Linked DNA regions of Homo sapiens: region 2 is linked to region 1. A link is an interaction called in ENCODE POLR2A ChIA-PET data of the cell type or tissue named here. Cell type or tissue: IMR-90. All regions are shown on one strand. Links, peaks and the distances in the headings refer to the core of each region. The heading gives the core; the rest is flanking DNA.

Region 1 (5,381 bases), core at 78-5,077:
TGGCTGCATATTCTCTAATGTTAATTGATAATGCCAGATAAATCTTCAGACTTCTAGATTATAATCATGGAACCAGGTAGCGACTTCCGCCTTACTTTTTAAGTTATTTAATTACCCATGTAATAATACATATATATTTTTTTCTAGAGACAGTCTCGCTTTGTCACCCAGGCTGGAGTGCAGTGGTGCCATTATAGCTCACTGTAGCTTCGAATTCTTGGACTCAAGCAATCCTCCCACATCGGCCTCCTAAAGCACTGGGATTACTGTGTGAACTACCGTGTCTAGCCCACGTCTCTTACTAGTTAAAAAAACAAAAAACAAAACCTGTCATTCCAGGTGAAGGGAGTTGCTTTAGTGTAACACCTGGCTTTTCTCTGCCTTTTCCTAACTCTGCTCCTGAGCTGTGATTTAATTGGCAAATTTGGGGAAAATAAAGTGAGCATGCTCAGCTTATCCTGTCCACTTTCCCCTTTGGAATCCAGCCAGCATGAGGCCTGCTGTAGGGGCAGGCTGACACTCTGGTCGCCAGGGAGGCAAGTCTACTTTGGACCAGAACTGCTAGATCTCATTCCGCAGCTTGGTATTGGGAAGCTCTTCTGACTCTCAGATTTAAACTGCATCCTGCAACCCAGTCCTATCAGGAATAAACTAATAATTTGATCCTCTCCCTCCATTCCTTTATCTTATTTCTTAGTTGGCTGTAAAATTTAAAAAGGAGGAGGGGTGCTTTTTATTGGGCCCTTCTTGCAACATTTGGTTCATTGGCTAAAAAATTGAAATGTAAGAAAAAAGGAAGGAGCACAATTAGGGAGAAGCAAGTGAACACACATGGAGTGATTGAGGCTTCTGGAGTGGTGAGGGATTGGCCTTGGCGCTGGGTCTTGTTCTTGGTATGTGTGCCGGACATGTTAATCTTGGCAGTTTGTATAGGCTTATATTGGGCTAGGTAGGTTTTTGTGGTGGTGCATTAGTGCTTAAAAGCCATGGCCTGGGGAAAACTTTGGAAAAGTCATTCAGAGGCTGTAGCAGGGCCTTGACAAGGGCATGGGGCTGTCAGAGGGCCTAAGTGGGGACTGGCAGGCTGAAGAGCGTTAATAAGCAGTCACAGCTGATGCAAGGATTCAATTATAGGAGGAAAGAAACAATCTTTTCATATACTATCCTTTTAGATATTAAGAGAGTGAAAAAAATATCTGCTGTTTTTAAACCATGGAGCAGCTGGGTTCTCTATGGACCACGGAGCATTAGTGAGAGATTGGCTTCCAATGTGTTAGCACGAGGTAATGTAAACAAACAGTCCAAGTTTTAATTCCTCTTTTATGTTGTTTTGCACTATCCTTAAGGGCAAGAGAGGGCAAGGTGGAGGGGCTAAGTTTGACTTCATGTGGCTCAAGAATCAGTCCCTCTACTTGTTCTCAAGGTTGCTAGAAACTGGTTGCTTAGATTTTCTCTTTCTTTCTTAGCATGATAAAGTATCAAACAATATTTTTTTGTGAATTTTTAAAACCGATACATAATGCTTGTGGATATTTCTGGGATGCATGTGATATTTTGATACATGCATACAATGTGTGATGATCAGCACCACCTCAAACACTTATCATTTTTTTGGGAACATTCCAAATCTTTCTTCTAGCTATTTTGAAATATATAATTATGGGTTTTTTTTTTTAGGCCTAAGGAATTCCACAGAAAAAGATAATGGGAAAAGCCACTGTGGCACAGGAAAAAAATGTTTACTTGGTATTGTGGGAGCCCTCTTACTAGGCAGAAGTTCACTTCCATTGCAGCACTGCAGTGCAGGCACCTAAAGATCAAAGGGGACGTGGAAATATAAAGGCTTTGAATATCTGGGTAAGAAAGAACAGCTCCTCTCAAATAAGATGTGATGACTGAAGATATTGCCATTTCATATTTCTAAACTTTACAAGAAGGCAGCATCCTCTCAAATACTCTGAGACAGGAGAAAGTACTCAGAGGGGGATCTTCCCAGATGTGGTAAGTGTGAGGTGCACAGTGCTGAAATTAACCTGTGACCAGGAGATTTCTACTAACTGGGTTTAAATTCACAGGCCATGGGGTCTGTACTCTTGGCATTGATCAAGTGGCATTTTGGTGAGGCTGCAGTCTCTGCAACAGTCTTTGGGCACCCAAAGCACTGATTCTGGGTATGCGATTCTGCTTGAGCTACCTGCTAGGAATTGGCTTATTTTATGAAGATGGCTGGGATAGAGCCAGTGCTATGATCATTTTACATGTTCTGTTAAATCTATAGATTCTTTAGAAAAAAGTACATCCCAGACTAGGCTGATATTGAGGCAGGAGAATAGGGTCTGGAAACAGGGAACCTAAGGTCATTTCACGCTAACTTTCTAGAACTAAATTTAAAGAAAAACCCTAACATTCCACGCCTAAGTAACAAAAGGACCAGAGGCTACTCCCTTTGCAAACCCCCACCTTTTCTGCCCAGCAGATGGGCAATTGGCTGTCAGCAACCAATCAGACTGATTGCAGGCAGAGTCTTAGTTTCCATAGAAGTGCAACTTTGTAACTTCACCTTAACCTCTGATTGGTTGCTTTTTGCAGCCAATTAGTTGTTTGCACAGGAGTGTGACGTTGGTAACTTCAGCCTCTAATTGGTGGCTTTCCGCCACCAATCAGAGCAACTGCGGACCACCACTTTATTTACATGAGGTGACCACCAAGTGGCCCATGGGAAACCTGTAGGGGGTATTTGGACCCAACAGAATTCTGTAACCCGGGTTTTTGAGCCGCTGCTCAGGCCGCTCCCACACTGTGGAGTGTACTTTCGTTTTCAATAAATCCCTGCTTTCATTCTTTAGTTGCTTCATTCTTTCTTTGTTTTGCTGGGCATTTTGTCCAATTATTTGTTCAAAACGCCAAGAACTTGGACAACTTGCAGTCAAGACCCTCTACTAGTAACAATATTATCATTATTTTTTGACTTGGAGGCCCTGAAGGAAATGCCCCCATTCCAATGAAATACAGCTTAAGCTGTACTTGTCAAAAGATCCCTGACTGTACCCCCACACTGAAATCCCTTCCGGTAGAGACAAAGCATAATAAGAAATTGGGAAAGATGGCCGGGCGCGGTGGCTCACGCCTGTAATCCCAGCATTTTGCGAGGCCGAGGCGGGCGGATCACCTGAGGTTGGGAGTTCGAGACCGGCCTGACCAACATGGAGAAACCCTGTCTCTACTAAAAATACAAAATTAACTGGGTGTGGTGGCACATGGCAGTAATCCCAGCTACCTGGGAGGCTGAGGCAGGAGAATCGCTTGAACCCGGGAGACGGAGGTTGCAGTGAACCAAGATCGGGCCATTGCATTTCAGCCTGGTCAACAAGAGTGAGACTCTGTCTCAAAAAAAAAAAAAAAAAAAAAAGGAAATTGGGGAAGATACATTTTGGACTTCTTTGAATTTTAACCCACACATGTAAGATAATTTTATTTTGAACTTCACTTTCTTTTATCTTTAATGTCTCATGATTTTGACTTATAAGGAGATGGATTTCATTTCTTGGACATTAATTTCTCCCTAGAAACTTGATAAAGGGAGGAGATTTATGTTAAAGTATATTTTTTCTCAATATTATTGGTATTTTCTTATTGAGTTTTTTTTGCGCATATTATTGGAGTGTAGTATACTTTTGTCATGTAATCTCATTGTTGATCCTCTGATATGTGGACAGTATGGATAAACATAATAAAAATTAGTAATAGAAAAATGGAGTTAAGCCTTGGATACAGAATGTCACTGAACCTTTTTTTTTTGTTTGTTTTGAGACAGGGTCTTACTCTGTCACCCAGGCTGGAGTGCAATGGCGTGATCACAGTTCACTGCAGCCTTGACCTCCTGGGCTGAAGCGATCCTCCCACCTCAGCCTCGCAAGTAGCTGGGACTATAGGCATGGGCTACTGCACCTGGCTAATTTTTTTTTTTTTTTTGGTTGTCTTTTGGTAGAGATGGGATTTCACCATGTTGCCCCAGCTGTTGTTGAACTCCTGGGCTCAAGCAATCCACTTGCCTTAGCCTCCCAAATTGTCAGGATCACAGGTGTGAGCCACCACGCCTGGCCCCTGAAATATTAATGTGTTATAGTGAACTATTTTGGAACCTTATGTGAGCAAAATCGCCATTGCCTACCAGGGTTCCTGGAAAGGTACAAAGTAGGGTGGTATGAGAGGGAAGGGTAACGTCATGAAGGTGGGGCAAGGATGGTCCTCACAGGCTGTCAAGATGCTGTCTGGAGGATGTCAGCCACACCTCTGGCTGGCATAGGCTGAATGGTTAAACCAATGTCTTAAGAGAAAAAACATCGAGAGAATATTAGTGGGAAATGATTCTTTTTTGTTTTGAGACAGAGTCTTGCTCTGTTAACCCAAGCTAGAGTGCAGTGGTGTAAATGTGGCTCACTACAACTTCTACCTCCCGAGCTCAAGGGATCCTCTTGCCTTAGCCTCCCAAATAGCTGGGACTACAGGGGCGTTCAACCATGCCCCACTAATTTTTAAATTTTCAGAAGAGACAAGGCATTGCTATGTTACCCAGGCTGGTCTGAAACTCCTGGCCTCGAATGATCCACCCACCTTGGCCTACCAAAGTGCTAGGACTATAGGCGTGAGCCAGCACGCCCACCCAGGAGTGACTCTTAGGCAACCTCGATATTACCTTCTGTGATAGGCTGAATAATGGGCCCCCAAGTATGTTCACATCCTAATTCTCAGAATCTGTGAGTATGTTATATGGCAAAAGGAACTTTGCAGATGTGATTAAGTTGAGGATCTTGAGATAAGAGAGGTTACCTTGTGTGTCCAATATAATCCATTGATCTCTATAAGAAGGACAGAGGAAGAGTCAGTAAAATAAAGTGATGTGACGGCAGAAGCAGATTGGAATGATGAGCTTTGGAGATGGAGGAAGAAGCCGTAAGTCAAGGAATACAGTCCAGTAGAAACTGAAAAGGCAAGAAAACATTCTCCCCTCAGAGGCTTCAGAAGGAACCAGTCCCTCTGACACCTTGACTTTACCCCTAATGAAATGGATTTTGGATTTCTGACCTCAAGAGCTATTGAGAATAAATTTGTTTTCTAAGCATCTATATTTGTGGTAATTTTTTACAGTGGAAAGAAGAGACCTTCTATAAGAAGGAACTTGATTTTATCTCCTGTGTTTTTGGACAGGGTAATTTAATCTGACTGGTAAATTCTAGAATAATAAACTGAACATGATTGGCTTAGTCTCCTTCTCTTTGTTCTTTGGGAGCCAGTCAAGCCCAAGAAAGCACAAGTTCTACTTCTTGCAGGGTAGGATGCTACCCATATGATGAGATGTGCCCCACTCAGTGCTGCTGGAC
Region 2 (5,381 bases), core at 91-5,090, 240 kb after region 1:
GTAGTAACAGAGGGCTAAAAAACTTTCCTTGGTGGGTATGGCCATAGAGCAGAAGGGACAGGCCTGAGTATGAAGGGCCATGAGAAATAGATTCTGGGATTCTTGTAGAGACAATATCCAAAGCAGGAAAATCTTATACATTATATTCTTGGGGAGATAAGAGAAGATATTGCATCCTGAAAACCAGAATGCTACAAAAATGGAACATTCAGAGAGCAAAAGAGCTCTCAGAAATTAAAAATCTGATAACAGAGAAGAAAAATTCAGTAAACAGGTTGGAAGATAAAGTTAAACAGGAGATTCAGAAAAAAATACAGATAAACTTAGAAGGGAGGAAACAAAAAATACAACGATGACAATCCAACAAAACTGTGAAGCTCCCAAAATTAGGCTCATTCTAGTAGGAGGACTGCAATTCAAGGAATCAGAGTTCATTTTTCCCTTGGCCTCCTTGGGGGACTGGATCCAGGACCTCTATGGATACCAAAATCCATGGATGCTCAAGTCCCTGATATAAAATGGTGTAGTATTTTGCATATAACCCACACACATCCTCATACATACTTTAAATCATCTCTACATTACTTATAATACTTAATACAATGTAAAAGCCAAGCAAATAGTTGCTACTCTCTGTGCACACACACACACACACACACACACACACACACAAACACACACACATGTATTTTATTTATTTATTTATTTTTGAGACAGTGTTTCACTCTGTCACCCAGGCTGGTGTGCAGTGGTATGATCATGGCTCACTAGCCTCGACCTCCTGAGCTCAAGCGATCCTCCTACTTAGGCTTCCTGAGTAAGTGGGACCGCAGGTGCATACCACCATGCCCTGCTAATTAAAAAAAAAAATTTTTTTTTTTTTTTGGTAGAGTCTCCCTATGTTGTACAGGCTGGTCTCAAACTCCTGGGCTCAAGCAATCCTCCTGTCTTGGCTTCCCAGTGTTGGCATTATAGGCATGAGCCACAATTGAAACTGCCTTTGCAAAAATTATAACTGAGGAAATTATGACAGTGAAAGAAATCAGACTTCATTGACTCTATCTTGTTTCTAACCCTTAAGCTGTCCTTGTGGGATTCCTGGGCTTAGGCCGAACTAATTGTAGGAAGGAATTCAGTTCGTGGCTTGACTCTGAAAGAAAATTGGTAACAGCCCTTTCCCAATAAGACCCCCTTCTTGCCTGGGGTCCAGTCTGACTTTGCAGGACTAACAAATTAGCTACAAGATTAGAAATTACAATTTAGAGGTCATGCAGCCTCTGGCTCCAAGAGTCTGAACCTCCTCAAATTGCTCCTGGGGATAACATCACTATTGTAAAACCTAAGATCAGTGCGTGAGATATTTTCCAGACCCTGTACTCGATGGATCAGCTGACACCACTCAGACCAGTAATCTGGCCCAACCAGTTCTGCCATTGCACCGAGGAACAGAAGACAGCAAGAAAAACCTAACTTGGCACCCCCCATGATTCCATCTCCAACCTGACCAATCAGCACTCCCCACTCCCCAAGCCACTACCTGCCAAATTATCTTTAAAAACTCTCATCCCTGAATGCTCAGGGAGACTGATTTGAGTAATAACAAACCTCTGGTCTCCCGCAGAGCTGGCTCTGCATGAATTACTCTTTCTCCATTACAATTCCCCTGTCTTGATAAATTGGTTCTATCTAGGCAGCAGGCAAGGTGAACCCACTGGGCAGTTACACCACGCCTGGCCTCTGCTGTTGATTTATGTATTTTTTATTGCTGTATTGCTATTATTATTTTTTGAATATTTTCCATCTGTGGTTGGTTGAATCGTGGATCCAGAACCCACAGACAGGAAGGGCTGACTGTAGCTCTGTTCACACCGTGCTCCCAGACACAGCATATCCTCTCCCTAACTCTTGTCTCACTAAATCACAGCCTCCCAATCTGCTTAATGCTCAGCTCCACTGTCTCTTTTCACACAAATCCTTCTTTCATCTCCCCATCACCACTTTCTGCATTGAGGCCCTGTCCTTGGACTATCCTTTCCCTGGTGTTTACTCATTATGGACCCCCACAGCTCTCCTTCAGTACATCTCCTGCTCCTTGCCACGTGATTGCTCATATAATTTAATTTTGTATTCCTGGACATACTGTAAGGCAGTGTTCTTCACATTTTGAAAAAAAATCACAATCCACAAGAAGGAAAGCATTTTTTACAGCCTGTCTTATCATGAATATACACATAGTTAAAGTTTCACAAAGTAATGCTTTACCCTTATGGATGAGATGCATCCTGGCTTTTTTTTTGTTCCTTCCCCTATCCTGTTTTCTTCTCTTCTACTCTACTGGAGTGAATTTTATTCCATCCCATTAGAAGAAGGAAAGTTGGTCTATGTTAATTTTACCATCTGGTAATGAAACATTATTATAGTTTTAACAATCTGCAATAAAGCCTTTATGGGCAGAAACTATACCACAGAGCTTTACATGTGAGAAGTGCAACAGATATTTATTTGATTAAGGTGCTGTGTCTCCTAACAATGATTATGAAAAACAGACACATGGTAGGGAACCTGGCTGCCCTAGACTGGTCAAATAGGTTTTCATATAATATCCTAGACTGAAGATTCACAACTAGGGAAGAGGGTGTGACTCCCAGGGGGACAGAAGGTGTCTCTGGAGGAAGGCAGGACTGTACGGCTGTGAGTGGCAAGTGTAGTCTCAATGAGCATATTTAATATTTATTTTATTTTTGAGACAGAGTCTTGCTCTGTCACCCGGGCTGGAGTGCAGTGGTGTGATCTCTGCTAAGAGCAACCTTCACCCCCCAGGTTCAAGTGATTCTTCTGCCTCAGCCTCACAAGTAGCTGAGACTACAGGCGAACGCCACCACTCCCAGCTAATTTTTGTGTTTTTAGTAGAGATGGGGTTTTGCCACATTGGACAGACTGGTCTCGAACTCCTGACCTCAGGTGTTCTGCCCACCTCGGCCTCCCAAAGTGCTGGGATTACAGGTATGAGCCACTGTGCCCGGCCTTAATATTGTAATTTTAACCCTGAGTGCCAAGTTTGTACTTAAATCCCCCTTCACATGGGGTAGAGGAAATTGCGCCAGACCAGGAATCATGAGGCAGCAAGTCAGCCTTGACTGTGGGGCACCGTGCTGAATCATTCTGAGGCTGCTGTGAAGCCCTCCATCTGGTGAATCTGACACTTCCAAAGAGCCTTCAGTAGCAAACTGTTAAGTAAACTTAGGGTGTTTTGCTCTTTCTGTTGCTGCAGAGAATTCCAGAACTCCCCTTTCATTTGAGAGCGCACCTACCCTTGGCACTTGTAATGTTTTAAATTCCAGAAACACTATCCTGTGAATCACAGAAGTTCAGAACCTAAAATGGTTTTAAAGTTTACCTAATCTAACTAATTTTATCAAGGAGAAAATGAAGAACCAGAGAGACTAAGTTGCTCAAAGTGATGTAACTACTGAATGGTGAAACTGAAACAAAAATTCCAGTTCCCAAACTCTAGTCTACTCCAGTCTAATACTCGTTGCAAGGTTCTCTAAAGCTATGGGGGGTGAAGTGAGCATTTAAACCTCTGTTTCTTTTCTTTATCCTCCTTTCTTTCCTCTCTCTGTCTTTCTTTTTTTCTTTCGTTTCCCCCTCCCTCCCTCCCTCCCTCCCTTCCTTCCTTCCTTCCTTCCTCTCTCTCTCTCTCTTTCTTTCTCTTTCTTACAGGGTCTCATGGTTGCTCAAGCTGGAGTGCAGTGGTACAATCTTGGCTCACTGTAACTTCAGCCTCCTGGGCTCACGTGATCCTCCCACCTCATCCTCCTAAGTAGCTGGGACTACAGGTGTGTGCCACCATGCCCAGCTAATTTTTTTTGTATTTTGTTTTCTCTGTCTTCTTTTGTAGAGACAGGGTTTCACCACGTTGCCCAAGCTGGTCTCAAACTTCTGAGCTCATGCGATCCACCTATGTCAGCCTTCCAAAGTGTCTTTGCTTTTTTTTTTTTTCTTTTCCTCTCTCTCTCTCTCTCTCTCTCTCTCTCTCTTTCAGATGGGGTCTTGCAATGTTGCCCAGTCTGTAACCTCTCTCTTTAGCCACTGTGTTAGATACTTTGGGCGGACAGTTGTATGCCCATATCAAATTCAGAATAGAGGTATCAGAAGTCATTTTACGCAGTTACTTCTTTTACAAATGGGAAGACCAAAAACAAGATCTCACTGGAGAAAGAGCTAACTGGCTCTTTCCTTTGGTCTTTTTCTTCTTTTATTCATTTAACCAACAACTACTGAGTATCTACCATGTGCTGAACATTGTTACAGGTGCTATAAGGGAAGATGCCAGGAAAACAGAATGTTATCATCTAATGATATTTTTAGGGGGCAAGGAGTGCCAGGGCAGTATGGGAACACAGGAAAGGACCACTTAGGTTAGTTTATGGGGCATGGGTGTATGTGATAACATGTTTGGGGAGGTCAAGCTGACTTTGAGGTGGTCACAGATCACCCAACCGGACGTTCAGTCACTACTTTATTAATTCATGGAATAAACATTGTCGAAAACCTTTGCCAGGTGGTACAGATTTGGAGATTAATATGATAGGGATAATCAGGAGGATGGTGAGGAGTATTACACAAATTATTGTACAATGCAGTAAATGCTCTGATCATTTGGGGAGGATATTCCAGGTAGTGGGTACCATAAGAGTAAACGAGGAGGGGTCAAGAACAGTATGATGACTGTGAGTACAAATATTACAAATAGTTGTGGCTGGAGCAAAGACTGTCAAGCAGGACACAAAAAAGGTGTTCTGGCAGGGGCCAGATCTCAGAAGAACTCAGAGGCTGTTGTGGGAGTTGGATTTTGTAACCATTAGTCCAGTGATGGTGATTTGATAGCAAGCCAGTTCATCTACTCTAAATTAGTTCAACTGACATTTGTGACCTAAACATAGGATTTTGCAAGTATGTCTGGGTCTTGAATGGAGGGTCTCTGCAGCAGAAAAGAGATCTATAAAATGGCACGAGCAACCTGTGCTCTTGGCCTGTTCTCCAGGCACAAAGTCCACAGCAAGGAAAGAAAGGCTGCCAAGAAGGGACTCCAGCTTGACTTGGAGAGCCAAGTCCCCCATGATACACCTATCATCCTTCAAGGCTTGGCTCAACTTCACCACCTCCTCCTCCTGAGTGATCCCTCCTTTCTAGGAACCCCTAAAGTCAGATAACTCTAGAGCTGGAAGGGGTCTCATGTGTCCATCAGTTCATCTCCTCCTGATACAGATGAGCAAACTGTCCATTGGGTAGTTGGGCACACAGGTCTGGAGCTCAGCAGGGGACTGGCATAGAGGCGTAAATTTGGGAGTCATTAGCATAAGGGGAGACTAGAGCTG

Evidence for each region. Peaks named below come from ENCODE experiments on the same cell type or tissue, not always from the same donor. Only the 100,000 strongest peaks of a DNase experiment are listed, where the experiment ranks them.
Region 2: POLR2A ChIA-PET joins it to region 1 with 5 read pairs; 4 of 35 experiments call an interaction of 5 or more read pairs at or near these places.

The regions. Positions count from the first base shown.
Region 1 is chr12:12,746,986-12,752,366 of GRCh38, forward strand. It overlaps a transcript of APOLD1 not described here. Among named protein-coding and RNA genes, the nearest start is that of MIR613, 15 kb to the right of the region's middle. In IMR-90, for the core only: no CTCF peak of the experiment used is centred there; no DNase peak of the experiment used is centred there.
Region 2 is chr12:12,989,479-12,994,859 of GRCh38, forward strand. All of the region lies in intron 1 of HEBP1 (heme binding protein 1), which reads right to left. The region is part of intron 2 of GPRC5D-AS1 (GPRC5D and HEBP1 antisense RNA 1); the gene reads left to right. Among named protein-coding and RNA genes, the nearest start is that of HEBP1, 8.1 kb to the right of the region's middle. In IMR-90, for the core only: no CTCF peak of the experiment used is centred there; a DNase peak (open chromatin) is centred at 3,143; H3K4me3 peaks cover 827 bases; H3K27ac peaks cover 2,555 bases.